3 separate regions of the Homo sapiens genome follow, and all the other regions are linked to region 1. The links are chromatin loops, found by intact Hi-C in ENCODE. Cell type or tissue: B cell. All regions are shown on one strand. Region 1 overlaps CLCA4-AS1 (CLCA4 antisense RNA 1). Region 2 overlaps CLCA1 (chloride channel accessory 1). Region 3 overlaps CLCA4 (chloride channel accessory 4).

Region 1 (4,000 bases):
ATTTTCCCAGTTCTTCACATGTCTCCCATTTAAAAAATTACATGCACTGATACTGACATTTTAAAATTTATATGCTTAAACCTCATTGTTTTTAAAATAATTATAGAGATTCAAATAAGTATTATTTCCTCCCAGGAAAAGTGTGCCCTTTCTTTGTGAGGAGTCAAGCTGAGTCAGTGCTGAGTTGCAGCTCTAGGTAGTTTCAGTTCACCTCTAGTTTCAAATATCTAGAGAATGTTACCTGTTCTGTGTGTATTACAGGGCTCCCCCTCTAAAAGGATTTTGAGACCTAAGGGCTTTAAGACTTTTGCTTTCCAGCCCAGCCACCAGCCTGTTGTGCTGCTACTTACTCAACAAAAGTCTCATGGAGATAATTGAAAGGTAGGCAGGATTACCTCTGCATTTGGGGCTCCTATAGATTCCAATCTGTCATACCAGTGTGCATGGTTGTTAAAAGTTCTGCTGGCTTTGCCTTACTTTAGCAGAGTTCCTCTGCTTAAAACACACCCTATCTTTATGCCCATGCCTCCTCTAGGAACAGTTTTTCCCTTTTTGGAATTTAGTTTCCATACACACACACACACACACACACACACACACACACACACACACACACACACACACACATAGTGTATTCTCTCCCTTCTCTGAACACCAACTCACTCACTTTAACATTAAAATAAATTATATATAGTTTATATGTAAACTATTTATAAACTATGTATAACTATTTATATACAGTTTACGTATAAACTATATATATAAATAGTTAATTTAAGTGTTAAAATAAGTGAGTTGGTGTTCGGAGAAGAGAGAGAAATGAACTTTGACTCAGGGAAAGGTTAAGAAGATATGACTGGAATTAAGGCAAAATTGGTTAATGGGTACAAAAATACTGTTTAGATAGAAGGAATGAATTATTTTATTTAATAGTACTATAGAGAAATTATACTTAACATTAATTTATTATATAATTCAAAAAGCTAGGAGAGAAGAATTGTAGTGTTCTCAACACAAATAAAAGATAAATGTTTGAGGTAATGGATATCCCTATTACTCTGATTTGGTCATTACACATTGTATACATGTATGAAAATATGTACCTCAAAAATATATACAACTATGATATATCAATAAAAAATTCAAAAACATTCTAAAAACATCAAAAAGGCCTAAAAGCTGGACACCTAATTTTGTGCTATGGAAAACAGCATGATAAGGGAGTAGAAACATTAAATAAATGAATTTGCATAGTAAAGAATTTGTTTAGATACCATTGTAAGTCCCTGTAAGATTCTAGTGGAGCTAACCGCACTCAGTGGCAGTTTTCCATTTTCACCTATTTAATAGAGTCTGAAAACTTTCCAGTCTTATACAGTCTTGTGTTCATATCTAATTATTCATATCAGATATGCAGTAATTACTGGAATCATTAAAAAGACTGGTCCTAGAACCCAGAAGTTTACTGTTAATTATTGTTTTCTGATAAGATTTATGTAACTTTAATCATAAGGTTCATGATATGGTTTGGCTCTGTGTCCCCACCCAAGTCTCATCTTGAATTGTAATCCAAATTGTAATCCTCATGTGTTGAGGGAGGGACCTAATGGGAGGTGACTGGATCATGGGAGCAGTTTCCCCTGTGCTGTGCTAGTGCTAGTGAGTGAGTTCTCATAAGATCTGATGGTTTTAAAAGTGGCACTTCCTCTTTCACTCTTTCTTTCCTGCTGCCTTGTGAAGAAGGTGACACTTCCCCTTTCGCAATGATTGTAAGACCTCCCCACCCATGCAGAACTGTGAGTCAATTAACCCTCTTTTGTTCATAAATTACCCAGTCTCAGGTAGTAACTTTATAGCAGTTTGAAAATTGACTAATACAGTTCATGAACTTTGATTTAGAACTGGAGTGACTTGTTAAACTCCTATAAAGATATAATACTTGGACTGTTAAGTATAAATTAAAGGCCTGTATAAAAGTAAATTTATCATATTTACCTGTACTCCACATCTTGTCATCCACCATATTTTGAATTTGAAGATACGTAGAGAGGAGAACAAATTTTGTTTGTTAACATGATTTATAACTTTTAAATATTTAAACATATGTTCCTTGTGCCACATTATACCATTTGTACACAAATGTTAGGAATGTGCCTCTTAGCCTTATTTCTCACTGTGCTCATGTCACTTTACAATGCTATACTTTATGGTTTCTCCTGTTCCCAGCATGCCCAGCTCTTTTTTTTTTTTTTTTTTAAAGTTAGTTGTGCCTTTGTCCTTGTCATTCCCTCTTTCTGTAATGCCCTTTCTCTTTTGCTGCCTGGTAGAATCTCTCAGATTCTTCAAAGTTTGACTAAAATGCTGCTTCTTGGGAAGCCCACCTGACCAGTTGGTCTTTCCCTCCTCTGTGATTCTACAGACATTTTTAGTTGTATATATTATATCACTTACAGTAGTGAGCTTTGGTAAACAAGTTCTTACTGTGTTATTCCCAGTTACCTTATGATAAAGTCTAAAATCCTTAGTGAGACTTGCAAGGACCCCACCTTATCACAGCCCGAATACTTAATTCTTCAGTCTCATCTCTTACTCTGGTCAGATTATTCTTTCTATTTCTCAACTGCTTGAGGCTCTCTTCTCAAACTTTTTACACTTGCTGTTCGTTTTGCCTTGGGCATTATTTTCTACACTCTTGGTGACTCTCTACTCATTCCTTCTTTAAATTTTTAGCTAAAAATTTACTTCCGAGAAACTTTCTATGACTCCTTGATTATGTTAGTTCTCCCTGATATAAAAGTGCCCATAGCATCCTATACTTTGCACTTGAGTGGTATATTCTATCTTTTTTATCCATCTATCAATGCTATCAATTAATGCTATCTTTTCCATTGAATTTCATAAGTATGTCTGTCTTGTTCACAGACATATACCCATTACTTAAGCATGTATCAGTTACCTCAAAAGAATTGGCTAAGTATTTCTTGATAGAATGAATGGAAGGATGAGTTCAAAACTTCATGAGAGAAGTCTTCCCACTCATCTCATTCTCCAAGTGCTTATATAATGCGAGGCATGGAGTGTGTACTGAATGCTATCATTAAATTTCATTTTTATAAATATGTTTCCTTTATTTATGACTTATTTGCAGTTTAATACTCAGAATTTTCAAGTAAAGTTGGGTCAATTTTACCCTTTAAAGTTCTTGTATGTTTTTCTGTATTTAAATGCAATACATCATGAAATATTTAGGATTATTTATGGACCTCCTGATCATTATTCTCATACAACTTTGTTGTATCCTGCCAAGTTTAGAGACCTCTCCCCATCCAGGGCTCTAGCTAGATACATTCTCTCCCTAAGGTGTTTTCATCCAATCTGTAGTTGTAAATACCATTTATAGGCTGATAACTCTCAGACTTGATGTGTACCTGAAATTCCAGATTGACATAACCTATTATCTACTGAACATCTTTACTTGGATGGCTGATGGGTATCTCAAACATGACATATATTAAATACAGCTCTAACATTTCTCTCCTTGTTAACAATAATAAATTCTTATTCCCTTAGGAAGAGATGGAATGACATTTGGTCATAGTAAAAAAGTAACAACAGAACAGATTTCACTCATCTCATAGATCAATGTCAGCTTCTTACCAGAGCACACACCTGTAAAAGTTGGCCAAGGAGGCCAGGCGCGGTGGCTCACGCCTGTAATTCCAGCACTTTGGGAGGCCAAGACGGGTGGATCACAAGGTCAGGATTTCAAGACCAGCCTGGCCAACATGGTGAAACCCTGTCTCTACTAAAGATACAAAAACACAATTAGCCAGGCATGGTGGCTCATGCCTGTAATCCCAGCTATTCGGGAGGCTGAGGCAGGAGAATAAGTTGAGCTCAAGAGGCAGAGGTTGCAGTGAGCCGAGATCACACCACTGCACTCCAGCCTGAGTGACAGGGTGAGACTCCATCTCAAAAAAAAAAAAAAAAGTTGGCCGAG
Region 2 (4,000 bases), 120 kb after region 1:
ATTTTACGCGTGGGTCCCGTCCTCCTAATGGCAATCAGGACTGTCCCTTACTGGGATTCCCCAAAAATTAAGGAGTTTTCCTCCTTCACGTGCAACTTCAAGGCGATCACTTCGGGCGCACCACTTGTAGAGTTTATAGCTTGCAGTGAACGCCCAGAATGAGTTCTCAGACAATTCCAGCTGAGCGGAGCGGCGGACCACTCTTCTGAGAGAGTGTCACCCCAGAATCCATCCGCCAAGTATTTATTGAAAGGGCTTGTTAAACTACAAACATCCACTAGATGGCCTCTTGAGGTCGGGTCGTGACACACCTGTGGCCTTCTAAAAGCATTCAAACCACATTCTCAGGAGGCTGTTTTCAGCGTTCCTCATGACACACTCCACTCCTTGTCCTGTTTTCAGGGTCAAGGAGTTACATTTCCATGCACAAATAACATACACACAGTGCCTCCGTCTTTTTCCATGCCCCGACCTCAAATGCTTTGTATACAAGCTTGAATTTGTTGCCATGCACCCCCAACAACCCTCTGCCCATTTGGCTGGCAAAGCAACTGGTTGTGCCCTCAATAAACAGTACTGACTTTGGGAACATCAGGGTCTTCCTAGTCTTGGAACTCTCTACTGTTCAGTTTTTATAACAAATTTATATGTAAGAAATACGGGTCCTAGGAAACAGCCTGAAGGACATGCAATCCATTCACTCCAAATTTTACCTCTGGGGCAAGCTCAAGAGCTAATTGCTAGGCCCGCATTTTTTGGGTCCCTGTATAATTGCCTTTCCTGAACAATGCTGTGGTGTTACTCCTTTGGCTTACAGTGAAGGAAGTAATTAGCCCTATATTAAACTTGTTGTTATGATTACTATACGGTTGCTGCTTTGGCTGCGGCCCTTAACATCACAGTGCCCTAATAAACTGAGGATCCACAGATAAAACTTCTTGTGGGTCTCACGACTAGGAAAAGCCATGCTTCTCCTGAGCTGCTTCTGGCTTGCTTTTCACTATAGACTCTGTTAATCTTGTTACTATATACACTTCATTTGTCCTACCTACTTGTCACAAAGTGAAATATGTGACTTGGCTGTAGCAATTGTACAGAACATTATATTATGCATTTGATGTGGTGGTTTTCCCTCTAGTTTTTTTCCCCCATGTATTCTTTATAGGTTTATACCTGAGCACTTCTTCTAGTTTTTATTATATATTTTATTTCTTTATTTTTATGTTTATTGCATGTATCACTAAGATGGCTCAAATCTGGTTTTGAAATAAGAAAGGTCTACAAATAAAGAAATTTTGGGTCTACGCAGAAATGATATGCTAGATATTTTGTTTTCAATCATAAAGAGAGCCACCCACATCTTGAACTCATTGTACTAATAACTGGGAACTCGAAACAATTTTCACAGGACTATCTACACCTACAGGCACTGGAATCTGTGACTAGTCCTTCACGAGGACTGCCATAGTGCTAGGCCTACACTTCCAACCCTTTTTCCTCTTCTTCTCCTTCCCCTTTCATTTGTTATGCTGCTGGTCTTTCTCACACTTATTAAGGGCTTCGTGCGGTTCTTAAAGACTCCCTTCTCAAGCATATCTCTGAGCATATCTGCCTCCTGATTTCAAAAATAAATCCTCAAATGCTCTTTTTAGTATACAGGAAAAAGGCCAATGCTTACTCATCTTTCTATCCTTAGAACCTAGCATTGGCCTGGAAAATAATAAGCAGCTGGTGAACATTTGTTGAAAGAACTGAATTACATTAAATAAACTAATGCACATAAGGCATTAGTTGGGCCCTTGGACAAAGTACACAATAAATGTTTATTTCTCAATCACTTTCCCTTCACACCTGGCCTGAAGCTACCTTTCCCACCTTATCCCCACTGCCATGGCTTAAAGCATCACTAACTCTTGTAATTTCATGCACATAACGTTCATTTCTGTGCCTAGGGAATTTTCATTGTGCTGTTCTTTCTTTCTTCAATGCCATCTCTTCCTTAAATGCACCATCATTGCTCAAATTTAGAGAAAATAAGACATATTCCTAGTGATGCTGGTCCAAAACTCCTATAAAACAAGTCATGTCTTTTATATTTAAATAATTTAGATTGGCTTTTCTTCACCAAAAGAAATCAAACAACTTTTAGCAACTCTGTTAGATTTCTGCAATTGCATGTTGTTTTTAACTGGCAAAGCTCCTTAAAACAAATAAAAACATACTTCCATTTATTGATGCAAGCCCTGTTTCTTTCTAGTATTCAAATTCATTAATAAAAGACTCAATGATTATTAAATTTTTGGGTTTGAATGGATAGTTTTTATGCATGTATACCCAGTTGTTTAGCATTTTATTTTATCGCCCCCTACAGGAAGTCTAAAATACATTTAGTATATCGCCCCCTACAGGAATACATTTAGTATAAATGTACTATATACATTTAGTATATCGCCCCCTACAGGAAGTCTAAAATACATTTTAGAAAATTTTATAATCAAAAAAAAGGATGAATGATTTATTTTATTTATCTGACAAAAATTCAGCCCTAGGCTATTGACAGCTGCAGTTCTCCTATCCACTTCCACATAATTTTTAAAATGTGAATGCCAGGAATGGTGCTGTTGATATGAATATTAGGACAAGGAGCAGACGTTTCATCAGGACTAGGTGTCTCTGGCGGAGTCTGTGGAGGAATAAACAAAGATACTCGTGCAATGTTGGATATTTCTGATTTCAGATCGACCTTATCAACAGCCTGAATAGCAATGAAAAGATCTGTGCCATTTTCAAAAGTAATGTTTTCTGGTTTAAACAAAAAGACTTCCTCAGAGTTGGCTTCCTTTGGGATGAGAGCAGTAGTATTCACTTGAAGAGATTCATTGAACTTGTCTCTGAGATCAAGAATACTTGTACTTATTCGAATGATATACTTGTGAGCTAAAAAGAAAAAAGAAGAATGTGACTTTAATTCTGAAATATTAAAGAAACTTCTTAAGCAGTAGAGCTTTAAAAAATATTTAAAAAGCTTTAAAAGTCTATGAGAAATTATATCATCACCCCATAAGGTTCCCAAATAAATGAACTGATGGTCCTGTTTACAAGGATTACTATCTCTTTTACATTCTTGTTTGTATATAATGACACAGTGATAAGCGTAAAACTGGATTGGGCATGACGTAAAGCCTTGGTCAGCATTTCTAGCCATAGTGCCCGGCAGAAAGAAGAGACTGTTTAACAACTGTTTATTGTTTTATTATTTATAGAGGCAGTTTGCACCAATGCTTCTCAAACTGTAATGTGTGTACAAATCACCCAGGGATCTGAAAATGCAGATCTGAAAACACTTTCTAACAAGTGTTCATGGTATCTACATGCTGCAGTCCACAGACCACACTTTGAGAGAGAAAGTCTGGTAGGACCTGAGGTTCCTTCCAAAAGAGCTCTGCTCTGCAGACATCTATGCTCCATTTCCAGTTCTTCCCCAGGAGTCACTGCTACCCAGAAAATGGAGTTTGTCAAAGGACAGTTTGGTAAGATTTCAGAAACAAAGTGAGGTTTACCCTTCCTGGCTGAAGCCTCTTACTCCCAAAGTTTACCAGTTTTTCAGGTTTTAAATCTCTCTTCTTTAAATACATTTATCCCTCATTTCAAAGGACCGGCAAGATCCCTCCTGCCTTCTGCCCCCTAAGTATCAGAACACGGCTGCCTGCCTCACCCGCTTCTGCTCTTCTACTTGGCTGGTAAACTCTTTTACAGGGTCCACACCAGGTTCAGCTTACCTGTTCCATGGTCATAATCATCCCCAGGAGCTGTCCAAGTCAGATTAATGAGACTGCCCCCGTGAATTTCCGCCTTCAGGTCGGTGATTTGGCCAGGTGGGAAGAGATCAGGTATGGGAGCATTTGGGACATCAGAAGCCACAAATGAGCCTCCCGAGGATGTTCTGCTGAAACACACTTGCTTGTGTTGAACATCATCCTTATTAATTTCAGGTCTTGGT
Region 3 (4,000 bases), 66 kb after region 1:
CAGACGCCGAGGCACCCGCAGAGGGAGGAGCGTCTGGGAGATGGATGGCCCTCAAGAAAACAGAGGAAGCTTTCGCAAATCACTCGATCAGATATATATGAAACGCTGGAGACTAAAATCCCCCGCTACATGGAAGAGCTGTTTTCAGGCGTGGACAGCCCCTACTACAACCTGGACACAGTACTGACAGGCATGATGGGGGTGCCGGGCCGGGCCCCTGTGAAGGGCTCGAGGGCTTGGCTCCGGTCACCCCGTGCCCCAGCTCCATCTGCAAGTCCGATCTGGGCGAGCTGGACCACATGGTGGAGATCCTGGTGGAGACCTGAACCAGAGCCCTGAGCGCTCGCAGCTGTGTCTGACGCGTGGACACGTGAGCACTGGCTCCCGTAGAGGGTGCGCCTGCCGCCCGCTGCCCAGCCTTGCTGCCCTGTCTGCTGATTCTGAGAAATCCCAGAACAGACCATCATCAGCAGGGTCTGCAACCCCAGGCCCGTCCCACTCACTTTCCCCGCTGTGGAGGGCCAGGCAGAGATGGCTGTTCTCCTGGAAGACTTCTCCTCTCTGGACCGGTCCTGACGTCCTTACAGCCCTGGGCCCTTCGTCTCTCTTTGTGTCCCCCACTGTAGAGGACGGCGAACCACAGCTGCATCAACCTCCTTTACATTCAGACAGGTGATTTTTTTACAATTCAGTTTTAAGTGTTTTGGGCAATATTTTGTCTTAAGATACATATTTTTAAACTTTTTATACCTTATGTCTTTAGATTTTTTCAGCTATTTTCTTAAAAGTATATTTTTTCTATAAATATCCTTTGCTGCGACATTAGAACTTTTATAGCCTGAACAATTGTAGTTGGTGTGTTTCATTTTTTTCAGGTTTAAATAAGGGATTTTTTTTGCAGTGGGCATCACTACGGTCCTTGTCAACAGTGTGAGTGTATCATGTTTTACTTTAAATGTGCGTGCAATACTTCTCCATTATGTTCTGTGCTACCGTGAGACCTGGGTGAAACTCAAAAACCGCACACAGCTACTACATTTTTTTTGTCATTAGAAAATCTACTGTGGGAGCCACATCTTCCTAGACTTGAGCATAAATTATGGAGAATTTTATTTATGTCTATTTATGTGTAAATGTCATTGAAGGCAAAGGTCAAATATTTGTCTGTTTGGAGATCACGGGCACCAGTTGGTCTTCAGGACCTCAGAGACCCTCCGTGGTGCCTTCTGACAGGCGGTGTTCCTGAAGGCCTCCCGTCAGCCCAGGCACCTGCCCTGGCTGAGGAAATAGCATTGCTACTGGATTAGAAATGCCTGTGCTGCTCTGTTAGATTGGTGCTGGAACAAAAGGTTAAGGCTGAAGTCTAGAATGAAAGAAATCCGAATCCCTGTCATTCATGGCCCCTTGATCTGTAGGGTCATAGGTGCTGCCTCAGGGAGTGAGCTGGAGGTGCCTGCAACCTTCCTCTCCTGCCCCGCCTCACCCCTCTTGTGTTTCCTGTTTCTCATGCTTTTTCTAACTTCCTCACCCCTTAGCCAAAAAGGTTTGTTTTCTTTTGTGGATACAGCCATTCTTAAATATCAGTGATGTAAACCTCACTTTATTAAAAAATTATCCATCAAAACAAAACAAAACAAAGGTAAAGAAAATAGACAAGGCATAAGGATTTTTAAAGTTTTGGGTTTTTTAAAAGCAAGAATTGAAATAAAAATAACATAATGAACGAATATAACAATGATTAGCTAAACTATTAATATTTGGTACACAAACTCATTTTGGATAAAAACTGCATTTTCTTAAACATTAAAAAAAGAGGCTGGGTGCGGTGGCTCACGACGGTAATCCCAGCACTTTGGGAGGCCGAGGCGGGCGGATCACGAGGTCAGGAGATTGAGACCATCCTGGCTAACACGGTGAAACCCCGTCTCTACTAAAAATACAAAAAATTAGCGGGGCGTGGTGGCAGGCGCCTGTAATCCCAGCCACTCGGGAGGCTGAGACAGGAGAATGGCGTGAACGTGGGAGGCGGAGCTTGCAGTGAGCCAAGATCGCACCACTGCACTCCAGCCTGGGGGACAGATCGAGATTCTGTCTCAAAAAAAAAAAAAAAAGAAATGATCCCTCCCTAGACCTTATTATCTCATGAGGAAATATAAGGATGAAAGGCACTTTTTTTTAATTTTATTTTTATTTTTATTTTTTTGAGACAGAGTCTTGCTCTGTCACCCAGGCTGGAATGCAGTGGCATGATCTCAGCTCACTGCAACCTCTGCCTCCTTGGTTGAAGCGATTCTTACCTCTGACTGTGATACTTACTATGATCTTAGAAAAATCATTTTTTTTTTCGGACCCCTAGTTTTTTCTTCTGTAAAATGTGGATTATAGTATTTCATAGGGTTTCTTGAAGATATTAAACGCGAAGATTTTGTGAAGGGCTGGGAGAAATGTCAGGAAACATTGTAAAATCTGGGCATGCCTGTAAACAATTGAATTTCTGCTTGTACTTATAGAGGACCATGTTTACAAAATTTTTGCCCATCCAAGTAATTCTTTCAAATAGTGATGTCTGAGTAAGAAAAGTTTGATACTGATTTACTGTCCTCTGGACACTAAAAACCTATCATTCAGAATTAGCTGCATTAACTGTTCTTTAAACATCTTTAGTAAAATGAATTATTATCTTCTCATGAAATTTAAAAGGTACCTATAAGCAAATATCTTTGTGATGTAACAGAGTTTATAGAGAGTGAATGACAAATGGCAGCCACAAAATCACTTGATTACAACTTAGTTCATGCCTATCACCTTCTGCTGGGTAATTAAAACATGCAGAAGGGTCCAACCATAAGCAGCAGAACACAGTAGTGGAGAAATTAAATATAAAGAATTAGTATATGTTGATATCAGGGAGAGGGAAAAATAATTTACGTGGCTACACCACCAAACTCTATATTACATAGAATGTTATATTTGAAAGAAACAGAAATCAGTGTCCTTGGTTTAGTCCTGGAGCCTTTCTCTTCTCCATCTGTACTTGCCTAGTTATCTACACCCAAATTTTCATTCTTCATCATGAATTCAGATTCCTGCCTCCATCTACATGGATGTTTTCAGAAGTAACATAAATTCCAAAAGCCCCAACCAACTAACTCTTGATTTTCCAAATGCCAAATTTTCTCCACTTACAGTCTTCCCCTTCTCAATCCAAGTGTTCAAGCAAAACTCTTGAATTCTTCCTTGACTCTTATTATATTTCCTTCCTACCCTCACCTATCCCCTATACATCTTAACCACCATATCACTTTAACAATCTTTACCACAACCTCCCTGTTCCTAGTCACCATCACTGCCCACCTGCAAGAGTTTCCTACCTGGGGTCCTTCTACACCAGTAAGCTGCCACAGAGTTTATAGAGGATGGGTGACAAGTGGAAATTCTTTACAGTCCTTAATATTGCAGTCAGAGTGATTCCTGAACATGCATGAGAACACACCCTTCTCTGCTCAGAATCCTCCTATGGATTTTCATCACAGAGTCAAAGTCAAAGTCTTTCTGGTGGTCTAGGCCCTGCCACCTCTCTAACTTCAGCTCACCCTATGCTTCCTCCTGCTCATTCATAGCTGTTTCCTTGGTTACATCAAACGAATTCTCACCTCCATGCTGTTTTTCTCCCCTAGTTTTCAATGGGCTCTTCTCTCGCTCATCTCAGGTCTGTGCTGACACATCATCAGTGAGGCCTTCCCTGACTTCCCTCATGAAATAGCAACCCACATTCTCCCCCAATCCAGCCCCACCTAACACTCCATATCCCCCTTCCTGATTTGTTTTACTCCACAGCAACCTACTACCACCATCTGACCTGTGATCCATTTACTTATTAACTATATCTCTGAAAAGAAGATACACTGCATGGTGCCAGAGGCTTTAAAAAAATTTTACTGCTCTTTAGCATGTCATAAACATTCAACAAAGAATTCTTTAAAGAACAAATGAGTCCAAC

The links. A loop is a pair of places that touch in the nucleus more often than their neighbours do. Peaks named below come from ENCODE experiments on the same cell type or tissue, not always from the same donor. Only the 100,000 strongest peaks of a DNase experiment are listed, where the experiment ranks them.
Region 2: it touches region 1 in a loop (7-fold over the local background); 1 of 110 quality-filtered maps calls a loop at or near these places.
Region 3: it touches region 1 in a loop (5-fold over the local background); 1 of 110 quality-filtered maps calls a loop at or near these places.

Annotation. Positions count from the first base shown.
Region 1 is chr1:86,614,824-86,618,823 of GRCh38, reverse strand. All of the region lies in intron 4 of CLCA4-AS1 (CLCA4 antisense RNA 1), which reads left to right. Among named protein-coding and RNA genes, the nearest start is that of CLCA4, 70 kb to the right of the region's middle. RefSeq lists an enhancer at 1,551-1,600. In B cell, no CTCF peak of the experiment used is centred here; a DNase peak (open chromatin) is centred at 1,723; H3K4me3 peaks cover 900 bases; H3K27ac peaks cover 1,729 bases.
Region 2 is chr1:86,498,591-86,502,590 of GRCh38, reverse strand. It overlaps CLCA1 (chloride channel accessory 1), which reads right to left. Exons shown (of 14, transcript NM_001285.4): 13 at 3,780-4,000; 14 at 2,332-2,937. The coding sequence ends at 2,546. All of the region lies in intron 1 of LOC124904210 (a long non-coding RNA gene), which reads left to right. LOC105378827 (a long non-coding RNA gene) reads left to right here. Exons shown (of 2, transcript XR_001738132.2): 2 at 1-589. Among named protein-coding and RNA genes, the nearest start is that of CLCA1, 32 kb to the right of the region's middle. RefSeq lists an enhancer at 58-147. In B cell, CTCF peaks have their summits at 81, 285, 2,185 and 2,399 (motif pointing left); DNase peaks (open chromatin) are centred at 250 and 2,360; H3K4me3 peaks cover 246 bases.
Region 3 is chr1:86,548,945-86,552,944 of GRCh38, reverse strand. All of the region lies in intron 1 of CLCA4 (chloride channel accessory 4), which reads right to left. It also overlaps the pseudogene CDCA4P2. Among named protein-coding and RNA genes, the nearest start is that of CLCA4, 3.9 kb to the right of the region's middle. In B cell, no CTCF peak of the experiment used is centred here; no DNase peak of the experiment used is centred here.